Linked DNA regions of Homo sapiens: region 1 is linked to region 2. A link is a loop called in an ENCODE intact Hi-C map of the cell type or tissue named here. Cell type or tissue: endothelial cell of umbilical vein. All regions are shown on one strand. Links, peaks and the distances in the headings refer to the core of each region. The heading gives the core; the rest is flanking DNA.

Region 1 (6,126 bases), core at 520-5,519, 280 kb before region 2:
CCTTCATCTAGCACGTAGGCACCCAATATATGTTTATCAAAATAGTGAAATGTCCTTCTTAGAAGAAAATATTGAATATTTCAATATCAATGCTTTGAATATTTTAGTGTTGAAAACACTGAAAAATATCCCTTTAAAACTAGAATAAAACACAAGAATTAGTAGGTCTACATTCCCGTCATGCCTCTGATCCACACAATTTCATGGTTAGTAGTTTCATTGCCTGTTTTCAAAAAAGTGCAGGGGGCATAAAATGAACCCCAAATCTCTTAAGATTCTAAAATGTTCCAGAGCTGTACCTATGTTATCTTTGAGGAAGAGCATAGAGAATACCATATCCAATGCCTATTTTGTTTCATTGATTGGTAGTAAAATAGAAATATAGTATAATGGCATTTTCCTGACTTCTGAACTCTTTATGTTTTTTTTTTCTTCCCTCTACAGCATCTATGAAAGGCAAGGAGGCATTTTTACCTACATCTGTGAATTTTATTACATGGAGAAAATTATTTACAAATGCAGAATTATATTTTTCTCAGTTTTGCTATTACATTCATTTTTCTCTGTGATTCCAAAGGGAGTCGAATAATTCAGAGGCATGAAGTGTTTTACAGTAATTTTTATTGAGCTCCAACACAATAAAAGTCTAAGAAAGTTGTTCGGGAGAGTATGCCAGTAGGGCCTAATGGAGTTGTATTTCCATTTTTCCACTAGAGGGAAATTATATCATTATATTATACCATGGAGGCCAAATATTTGCTAAATAAAACACGTTGAAATGAATATTAAAAGCAGCGTAGGTAAACACCTCACTCCAGGGACTAGTCAGTTCACAAAAGAAGCAGTGTAATCATTTTAGAGTAATTCAGATTAGTTATTACTTCTCTGCTCAAACTCTTCTACCAGCTGCCTGTCACACGTAGAATAAAATCTAGACCCCAGATATGGTTCACAGGCTGTCCATGAACCACGAAGGGCCCCTGCTGTTTCTTCCATCATATCTCATGCTTCTCCCTTCCTGCTCTCTGTACTGCAATCACAGCCTTCTGACTTCTGTTCCAGTGCACCAGATATGCTCCTGTGATGGGAGTTTTGCAGTGCCTATGCCTTTCACGTGGGAATGCTCAGTCCCCACTATGTTGTTCTGCACCCCCAATTCATTCAGATCTGTGCTCAATATCTCCTCCTCAGAGCAGCCTTCTCTCACGATTGATCTAAAAGAGCAGCCCTCATCCCTGTGTTCTGTCTGCTTTCTTGCATTTCTTGTCTCTTAGCAATATGTGACATTATATTCTATATTTGTTTACTAATGGACTGACTACCCATGAGAGTAGCAGCTTTGTCTCTTTTGATAGCATAATGCCTTAAACTGTATCGCTTTAGAAACATTCAGATATTTATTGAATGGATGCATTTATTGAATGAGTAAATGAATTACTATACCTAACCCACATTCTTGTTTCAGTCATATCCTGGTAGGATCAGTACAGATTTGACGAGTGAACAGAGTATAGAAACCTAAGGAGAAGTGCCTTTTTTTTTTCAAATGTACTTGGCAACTTTGGAATTTTCTTCTCTGTAGTTATGGTTGATAGTAATTGACTTCTTGTTAGTTTTAAGACATTTAAAACATGAAAGCTCCCTTTTCCTCACAAAGGCAAAGAGCCAACTGGGCTTTTTTTAAAATTAATGCACATTTTAGCACTTACTAACTGGAAATAGATGAAGTGTGGGTCATACAATATGCCGTCAGCTGAGTCCTAACAACAACCAAAACCTTTTCTGAGAAGGTCTGATTTCTATTTTGGATATCAGTAGGGTATCCTCTTATACAAACTTACTTGTGTATCCACTCTCAGTAGTAATGGTAGGCAAAGTGCTGACTCAGCAGTGTTGTGCTACACGGCAGAAATGTTGGGTGTTTTTATATCTAGTTCTAGGTCGGTCCTTTGACACCTAGCCAGAGCCTTATAGAAAGAAATTTTGAGGAATCATTTCCTCATGAATTTGCTGTATTTCATCAGTTTTATGGGAGAGAAAGATGACTGTTATGTAGACTTTCTAGGAATCTTCATCATACTGGTAATAATCTTTTACATGGGCTAAAAATAGATGAGAGTACATTTTAAAACATAAAATTCCATTTTAATTAAACACTCTATCCATCCTAGTGTTCTTTTTTAAAACATATAAGCGATATCAAAACTATTTATGTATATAGTTTTACTATGTCAGTTTGTTCCCTCCTTTTCTTTAATTATTCACATTTTTGTTCTTTTCAGATGAATTAAACAAAAATTATTTTACCCCCTAAAATTATTTCATATATCAGAGGTTAGCAAACTTTTTTTGTTAAGGGCAAGAAAGTAAATACTTTTGGCTTTGTGAGCTGTGTGGTTTCTTTTGCAGCTTCTCAACTCTGCCATTGTTGCATAGAAAATACGTAAATGAATGAGTGTGGCTGTGTTCCAGTAAAACTTTTTCAAAAACAAAAAGCAGACCAGATTTGGTAGTTTGCCAACCCCTGTTAAATATAACTGTACTCTGTATTTTTTAGGGAAAAAGATTGTCTATTTCTTGAGGGTGGAAGCTGTCCTATGGTAGAGAATGAAGCTGTAGTTAACTAATTGTAGTTAAACTAATTAAAATAAAATTACATAATAATTGATCTAATAGGAAGTTAAGAATTTTAAGTGGAAGACATTATGTCTTGTGCATATCCACAACATAAATTTCATTTTATTTTAGATAGTAGAAACAACACAAAACAAAACAAAAACAAAATAAACATTCCCTTCCTGATTATTTTGGTTTATTTTATTCGGTATGACTAATCATATTTCCCCTTTGGCCCTGACAGAAGTAGGATCTAACCAGGGACTAAGAGCTAAGTTTTGACCTCTGTTACAGTAGCCATAATTGGCCTAGGTTTTCCTGTACCATTATCTCTCTTGCCTTTATCGACTTAATTCTTTTTTGAAAGTAGGTGGAAAACAGATATGAAAATATCATCTGTTAATAACTTTTAAGCCACTTTTTAAAGACAAGAGGCATAGAGTGGATGAGAAGAAAATAATGAAAGTAGCTTTGGATCAGAGTAATGTAAGCAAAGACATCATGGTGAGACTTTCTGGCATATTGGGCTGAGTTAGTATTGCAAAGCAGCAACAACATCAAAAGCACATTATCACTCACAGGATGACCAGTTGCATCAGTAGAAATTAATTTGAATTTCCTAATTCCTTAATAGCATAAATAAATAACAAGAGTTTCAGTTGGCATTGGGGTCACTATTCTTTTTTTTTTTTTTTTTTTTTTTTTTTTTTTTGAGACAGAGTCTGGCTCTGTCGCCCAGGCTGGAGTGCAGTGGCATGATCTCAGCTCACTGCAACCTCCCCCTCCCTGGTTCAAGCGATTTTCCAGCCTTAGCCTCCTGAGTAGCTGGGATTACAGGTGCACACCACCACACTGGGCTAATTTTTGTATTTTTAGTAGATACGGGGTTTCACCATGTTGGTCAGACTGGTCTCGAACTCCTGACCTCATGATCCACCTGCCTGGGCCTCCCAAAGTGCTGGATTTACAGGCGTGAGCCACCGCACCTGGCTGGGGTCACTATTCTTGAGGAGCTACTTATACGGTTTATTAGTGGCACAATTTAGTTTAACTAGTACTACTTGCCATAATAATAATGATAATTATATTTTTAAGGTGAAAATCACTACTTTGTATGCTCATATAAATTATTATATTGCACTAATTATTTTATCTATACTAATAATGATTTACTAATTAATAGGATAATTCTTATATATTGGGAAAAGGTATTTAAACAAAAAAATTATTAGTATTTTAAAGTATACCATCTAGAACAAGCCATCTTTAAAATTTTTGGCTTTTATGTATATTTGATTACAAAGTTACTCTCATACATATATAGTTACATATTTATATTATTTTATTTGCTGCAAATAACATTTTCTAATTTTGATTTGCTTTTCTTTCAGTTGTTTTACAGGTTTGCAGCCTGGTCCTTTACCCAATCAAGTTCATTGAAACTGTGAGCTTGAAAATTTACCATGAGTTCAACTGGGGTTATGGCCTGGCCTGGGGTGCAACTATATTTTCGTTTGGGGGTGCCATCCTTTATTGCCTGAACCCTAAGAACTATGAAGACTACTACTAGAACCAATAGTCTCAAAGTAAAAACAACCACCACCATCCAACAAAAGGATTACGTCTGCATCTTTTCTAACTTACTATTTTCTAAAACACTTGTGGAGCATCAAGCAGTTTGCTCAGTTGATTTAATCTTTTTTGCCTTTTGGCTGTCAACATCATAACCAGCTTTTACATCCATTTTAGAAATCTGCACAAATTAAGAGAGCTGATTAGACATAGGCAAATGCTGCAAACTTCCAATATGTTCATATCGTTTTTCTTGACAAATGAAGGGTCTATATGACAGCAACCATTGTGAGAAACTAGTTGGAATGAGATTTGCCTCAATCTCCTATTGCCTGCAGGGGAGCAGTTGGCATAAGCAACATTTAGAAGTTCCTTTGCGCTGACAAGGATTCCACTGTTAGAGCCCTTACCGCCTGCTTATCCTACCCAATGACTACATTGGCTGTTGGTTATTTGCTTGAGTGAGCCCTTGAAAAATGAACTGCCCTTCAGCATCTAATGGGAGTTGTGAATGTAACTGGTTAATGATACACATTCCACCTTCAGGAACACTCTTTTTAATGGGAGGTTATGCTTTGGCAATCAGCGTCTCCCTGGGAAGAGAGTCAAGACTTGGAGACATGTGCTTCTCATTATGTGGTTAGAAATTGGTGCCTCAGCCCTATCTAGACTGGGGAAAAATTGAGGATCTCTGTTTTTCCTGGGGCAAACAGAAAGAAATCTGCATGAGTTGCTTTTGTACCCTTTAAATCATTTGCCAAACATTGCAGCAAACAAGTGTGCGTATGTAACAAGCTTCACTGTTTTTATAGAAGGTGAACCATTAGTATAAATGGTAATAAGTTGTTCCCTAACCCTCCACATACATTTGCCTATCACACGTAAAATTAATATTTACTCTAGTGAAGTGGTTTGAGCACTAACCTTGTACACATTGTTAAGAGGCTTAGATTGGTATTCATACTTATTTACCATACAAAAGTATGGTACCTTAAAGCTTTTGCTCTATGTTCTTTACTGTTTCACTGGAAAGTGTCAATAGAGTTGCCTAAGAATAAAAATTGAAATGGTGTTAATCTGAAAATTAATGATTCTCTGTAAGCACTGTAGTTGAAAAGAGAGTAGCAATTAGGATGATCATTTTGTGTAAAATTCATTAAAATAGAAGGCTGCTATTTTTTGCAAGTATTTTAAATGTCTTCATTTTTTTAAGAAAGGAATAGCGATAGATTTATATAAATATCTAAATGTCTCAGTAGAGGAGTAGAATTCATCTGGTTATCACCTGGTCCTCTGAAGTTAACTGATGGGCTAACCGATTTGTGCACACACTTAGGATGGATTTATGTTAAGGGAATTACTTACTGACTGTTCAATGGAAGGAAGTATTAATAATAGGGAATAAGTTTGCAACTAATCTCATGCTGCAAACTTGTGTTAATTCTGTTTAATATACAAATTTGGATAGCTTAATTATAAACATATTTTTATATCAAATATACAGTTCTAATATAAAAGTTATAAATAATTATTTTTGTTAACAAAGACACTAAAACAGTATGTTCTGGTTTTGGCCCTCTTGCAGAAAGAAGCATTAGAAAAATTACTTTAAAAGTAGCTATATGTTACTGTATTGCAAAATCTGTTAAGAGCAGGACCACATCGATAGTATTTAATAATTTGTTTTACCTCCCAAAACACAGTTCTTCTTTCAGCTTGTCTTAAGAATGGTTGCCAAAAACAACAGCCAAAAAAAAAAAACCTATTTTATTATCCAAATGCTAGAAAACACACATGAATTTTCTATAAAATCACGAATATGAAGTACCAGGTTTAGTCTTACTTTAGCAATGATAGACAAAAGCGAATAAATACATCACAGACAGAAACCTTTATAAAAATATATGATTCTATAAAGAATCATTAGAAATTATGAGT
Region 2 (6,126 bases), core at 781-5,780:
GGGAAGCTGACAGAGCAGCCTTCAGTCTGTGGCCAAAAGCCCGAGAGCCCCTTGGGAAGTCACTTATGTAAGTCTAAGAGTCCAAAAGCTGAAGAACTTGTAGTCCGATGTTCGACGGCAGGAAGCATTCAGCACGGGAGAAAGAAGAAGGTTGGGAGACAGCCAATCTAGTCCTTCCACATTCTTCTGCCTGATTTTATCCTAGCCACACTTGTAGCTGATTAGATGGTGCCCACCCAGGCTGACGGTGGGTGTGCCTCTTCCAATCCACTGACCCAAATGTGAATCTCTGTTGGCAACACTCTCACAAACACACTCAGGAACAATACTTTGCATCCTTCAATCCAATCAAGTTGACACTCAATATTAACCATCAGACTCTTCAAACATCTTTGAAAGCTTATTGTATATAGAATAAAAGAAAATGTGCAAGTCCTTCCTAATGTCATTCTGATTCTCCCAATATTACTGCATTTTCATCGTTCACGTCTCAGCTTAAACGTCATTTCCATGGAGAGACCTTCCTGACCAGCTCATCTAAAATAAAATTTTGCTTGCTATGCTCTATCACAGATCTCTACCCCTTCCTCCAATAAAAAAAAAATGTGTGTATACTAAGAATGGATCAATCTGTGTTTTACTATTCAGTTCCTGAAACATAGTGGATATTAAATAAACACGTTCTGGGTAGATAAATAAATGGGGGAAGAGAGGAAGAAAAGAAGGAAAGAAAAAAGGAAGGTGCTTCTGAGGATATGCATGCCTACATCTCCCTGATATGACACCATTGCTTCCAGGCCTTTGTTCCCATTGTAGGCTGTGGTTGCAATGTCCTACCCTTTATGCCCTAGCTCATATCAAATTCCTATGCAAGATCTATATTCTTCAAGTCCTATATTAAATATAGTTTTCATCAAGATGGCCTATAAAACTCCTGTTTGCATAAGTACTTGCCATTTTTCATCTTCCTAACTTTTAAATCTCCTTTTAGATCTTTATAATAAAGAAATGTATGCACTTTCCTTCTACTTGATGGGAAACTCCAGTAATGCAAAAACACTCCATTACCCAGGCTGGAGTGCATTAACATGAACATAGCTCACTGCAGCCTCAAACTCCTGGTCTCAAATGATGCTTCCACCTCAGCCTCCTGAGTAGCAAGGACTACAGGCATGTGCCACCAAGGTTGGCTAATTTTTTAATTATTTTTGTAGATTTAGACTCTCCATATGTAGCCTAGGCTGGTCTCAAACTCCTGGCCTCAAGAGATCCTCCGCCGTTAACCTCCCAAAGCACTGGGATTACAGATGTGAGCCACTGCACCTGACCCCAGGTATTTTTCTTTGCCCTCCATAATGCCTAATAGCAAATGTTACATACAGTAGAAACTTAATAAATATTTGATTGGTTGAACTTAGTACTCCTACATATTTAAAACTTTCGGAGCTATTGAATTGGATTCTGATCTCCTCCACTCATGAGCTATGTGACCATGCGCAAGTTATTTAACCTCTCTTAGCCTCAGTTCCCTTATTTGCAAATGGTAATAATAACTAAATTAATGTGTTGTGGTAAAGATAAGATGATATTTTTGTAAAACAAAGTAAACAAAATATTATTTGTAAAAGTATCTCCTGTTTAACATTAGGAATCCATTCATGATCATAAGACAATTTGTATCAAAATATTAACCAGGAAATTGAGGAACACAGATGTGCTTAGGGCGGTGAAACTACTGTGTATGATACTATAATGATGCCGTTAAACTAAGTTTGGCCTAAAGCTGACTTCATACTTTGAATCCCTACATAGCAAACTACACCCTAACTTAGTATGTAAACATACTTCAACCTATCTTAAGAATATATTCTTGTAACAAATAGCTGAGTCTCAGCCAATGACAGCAGCTGAGCTTCAGCCAATCACAGGTGGTCAATTGATCAGGCTGTGTACATGTAAGGCAAATACCCAGCTAAAATCAATCAAATTCTCTGTACATCTCTTTCACCCTCTCCTCTCCTCCCCTTCCCTCCCCTTCCCTTCCCTCCCCTCCCCTCCCCTTCCCTTCCCTCCCCTTCTCTCCCCTTCTCTTTCATACTGCCTGCCCACATTGCTCAGTGGAGCTTTCTGAATCTTTACTGGTTCTGAGGGCTGTCCAATTCTGGAATTATTCTTTGCTCAGTTAAATGCAGCTAAATTTGTCTCAAATTTTTCTTTCACAGTGGCTTCATGTTATTATACATTTGTCCAAACCCATATTGTTGACAACACCAAAAGTAAACCATAATGTAAACTATGGCATCTGGACTATGGAGTCATATTGTTTATACTAATGTGTCAATGTGAGTTCATCAATTGTATCAAATGTACCAAATAGGGGAGGCTATGCATGTGTGGGAGCAGGGGACATATGGGAAAACTCTATACTGTCTATCAATTTTGCTGTGAACCTAAAATAGTTCTGAAATATAAAGTATATTTAACATATTAACCAAGAAGCTATTTCTTACTATTTTATCTTGTAAAATGTTAGTTAATGTTTTGCCAACAACCCCAACAAATATCCTGAAATGGAATAAAACAAATGTTTTAAAAACCTATTATGTTTCTGTGTATATATTTTAAAACAACATTTCCCAATCACCTAACAATCTATTAACAAATTTAATGTTAACAAAAATCCTTTGTTTGCAGTAACATGACTTCTCTCAACCCCAGTAATATCAGAGTTTCACATTCCTTTCTAAGACACATTGCAGGCTTTTCAAAATATTTACACAAGATTCGGAAGTCTTACCAAATGTTGTTGGAATGTAATCAAGATTTTCCCCAACCATTGTGTTATGAAAATTATCTTGAGTTTAGAGATACAAGTATGTTTTATTTCTGCAAAATTGTTGACTGGGGAACATATGATTGAAAAATAATTATATTCTCTGTAGCGTCGTTTTTAAAATCAAGAGCTCTTCTAACAAAGAAACAATAAACAGGAGACATTTTTGGAGGGTGTATCTTCATATAGATGTTGCTAATCACAGTATGGCTTCTAACAAACTTTTTTTATTTTTATTTTTTATTTATTTTTATTTTTTACTTTTTTTGAGACAGAGTCTCACTCTGTCACCAGGCTGGAGTGCAGTGGCACGATCTCAGCTCACTGCAACCTCTGCCTCCCAGGTTCAAATGATTCTCCTGCCTCAGCCTCCTGAGTAACTGGGATTACAGGTGCATGCCACTGCACCCGGCTAATTTTTTGTATTCTTAGTAGAGACGGGGTTTCACCACATTGGCCAGGATGGTCTCGATCTCTTGACCTCATGATCCGCCCACCTTGGCCTCCCAAAGTGCTGGGATTACAGACGTGAGCCACCGTGCCCAGCCAACAAACTTTAATTTCTAATTTCCTTCTGTCTCCAATCAAAGTGATTGTAAACAAAAGATTATGTTTAACTTAATTGTCACTTGTCAAGTTTAATTAAAACACTCACCTTTTTATTTTTAAAGAATTTTATTCAATTATGCAAAATAAATCTAAGGCTTATACTGATGATATATTTTCCAGCTCACCTATCTCACTTGCATTTCCACATATCGTGAGTTATTCCTTCTTCTCTTAGGGTTTTCCAAGGCATCTGGATGTTTCCTAGTTCATAGTCATATCCATATGCACATTTGTCTGGTTTCTTTGTAAGTTTTTATTAGAGGAGTTTAGAATAATTTTAGAGCAACATAGAAAATGACTATAGGCAAACTTTATTCCTACTGTAGACCCACTCTTCACACACACAAAAATATATTCATAGACTGTAAGGTAATCAGATATGACCTGGTCTTTGGGAAATAGATAAGCTGGAAACATAAAGAATGGAAATCGACAGGGCTTGGTGGCTCACAGCTGTAATCCCAGCCCTTTGGGAGGCCGAGACAGGCAGATCACAAGATCAGGAGTTCAAGAGCAGTCTGGCCAACATAGTGAATGAAACCCCGTCTCTACTAAAAGTAGAAAAAATTAGCTGGGTGTGGTGCTGTGCGCCTGTAATCCCAGCTACTTGGGAGGCTGAGGCAGGAGAATCGCCTGAACCCGGGAGGCGGAGGTTGCAGTGAGCCAAGATTGCGCCATTGCACTCCAGCTTGGGCAACAGTGCGAGACTCCATCTCAAAAAAAAAAAAAAAGAAAAAAAAAGGAAATCATGTAACTAATTCAGTTGGGGATGACAGGGGCAGATCAAAACTCTTCTATTGTAAAAAAAAAAAAAAAAAAGGTAAATGTCTTACTTGAGAAAGAAATTTCTTTAAAGTGTTTAGCTATGCTAGGGATCATCTGTTTATCATTACATTAGGCATGTACTGCATGGAATTAGTACCTGTGTCTTGCTATAAAACAAAATTATGGTAGAAAGAATATTCCACTTATCTAGTTATCATATAGCTGAGGATAGAGCAGTCAAATGCTATTTGTAATTTTTGTATGTGAGTCAGCAAAGCTGTCTTTGACATAAACATCAATTTTCTCTGATTTAAAGACAATACTTTAATAGATAATTCTGGTTGGAAGAACTGATTGATATCTGACAGGAAGTCCTCCTCATATTGAAAAATGCCTAGGAGGAGAGACAGGAGGTGGAGGTGGGACTGACAGTAATCATCAGTAAATTTCAAAACTCAAATGAAAATCTTGTTGACAGCAGGGTATTCAGCACATAAAGTAGTTTTACTACTGACACTATTTTCTAAGGTTCAGTATATATCTATCTTTATATCAAATATCTGTGCAAAGACAGTGTAGTGCTGGGGAATGAAATTGAACTGGGAATCAGTACATGTGGATTATTTTCCCACTGGGTTCTTAGTACCGATTCTCTCTTGGAGTGTTAGAGCTCTGGGAATAAAATTCTTTGTCTCCAAGTTACCTGCTAGGATCTTTTGAATTCTAAATTTTTTGAAACTCTGATCCCATTTTATCATTGTAGTAATACTGTATACAGGAAGATAGCAAGCTAAATTAATAGATATATGGATGGGTGAGTGGAAAGATGGGTGGATATATATATGTATGAACACACACACATATATGTTTGCACACATACAGAATTTATGCACATATATGTGTATGTGTGTACATATATGAATATATATGTGTGTATATACACACACATAGTTATTTACACACATATATTTTTATATAAAGTCACATCACAAATTCTCCTGGTCACAATTTTCCTTTCACAAATGTGAAACATTTGGGCTTGCAAAAATGACAATACATCACTTATCGCCTATTATTGAAGAGGTAAGACAAGTGGGACTTGAGACAGATCTTTCAGTTATGAAAAATACTAATAAAGTAATTCATGAATATTTATATATATATTTTGAAAACAATTTCTAGTGGCTTTAAGTTATAAAAGGTGAACAAAGACAGTATCATAAATGCATCCATAGCTAATTTTAATATTATTGAAAATTTACTGGGAAGTGCTAACTGCTAATGAGGATTCTGTTCTTGCCAAAATAACTTCCACTTTTGATGCACGGTATGGTGTGCACACTATTTGTAGAAACATATTTTTTCTAGCAAATAGCTTAATAAAAATAAAACATATAAAAACCAAACAATGAAACACACATTTTACTTCTTTAATTAACATATTTAGGCTTGTGAAACACTTAAGACCTCCTAGTAATCAATTTTACAGAGAATTTTATTAAAGATATATTATTATACAATGATTGTAGGGAGACATTTAGATCTGCCTTCTGGACGGTTTAAGTATATTTCTGTGGATCAGTTGGCTTTATTTGAGTGGAAAGGACCCAATCAGTGAAAGTTTCAAATAATCAACTATCTACTTACTCATAGGAATTTAGAAATAAATAAGAGTTTAGATGGGGAATCTTTATTAAAGAGTTAAAACTGAAAATGACCATATTATCATATAACTTTAAAGTTAGAAAAAGCTTCATTTATTTTTCAAATGTGAAAAACAGTAATTGAGTAGCTTGGTGAGCTTTTAAAAGTCTCAAGTCGGCCAGGTGCGGTGGCTCACTGCTGTAATCCCAGCACTTTGGGAGGCCAAGGGGGGTTGGATCACCTGAGGTCAGGAGTTCAAGACCAGCCTGCCAACA

Evidence for each region. Peaks named below come from ENCODE experiments on the same cell type or tissue, not always from the same donor. Only the 100,000 strongest peaks of a DNase experiment are listed, where the experiment ranks them.
Region 1: it touches region 2 in a loop (21-fold over the local background); 5 of 110 quality-filtered maps call a loop at or near these places.

The regions. Positions count from the first base shown.
Region 1 is chrX:34,628,373-34,634,498 of GRCh38, reverse strand. TMEM47 (transmembrane protein 47) reads left to right here. Exons shown (of 3, transcript NM_031442.4): 3 at 4,008-6,126. The coding sequence ends at 4,186. Among named protein-coding and RNA genes, the nearest start is that of TMEM47, 26 kb to the left of the region's middle. In endothelial cell of umbilical vein, for the core only: no CTCF peak of the experiment used is centred there; a DNase peak (open chromatin) is centred at 2,488; H3K27ac peaks cover 771 bases.
Region 2 is chrX:34,347,395-34,353,520 of GRCh38, reverse strand. No RefSeq gene overlaps it. Among named protein-coding and RNA genes, the nearest start is that of FAM47A, 220 kb to the right of the region's middle. In endothelial cell of umbilical vein, for the core only: no CTCF peak of the experiment used is centred there; a DNase peak (open chromatin) is centred at 2,810; H3K27ac peaks cover 706 bases.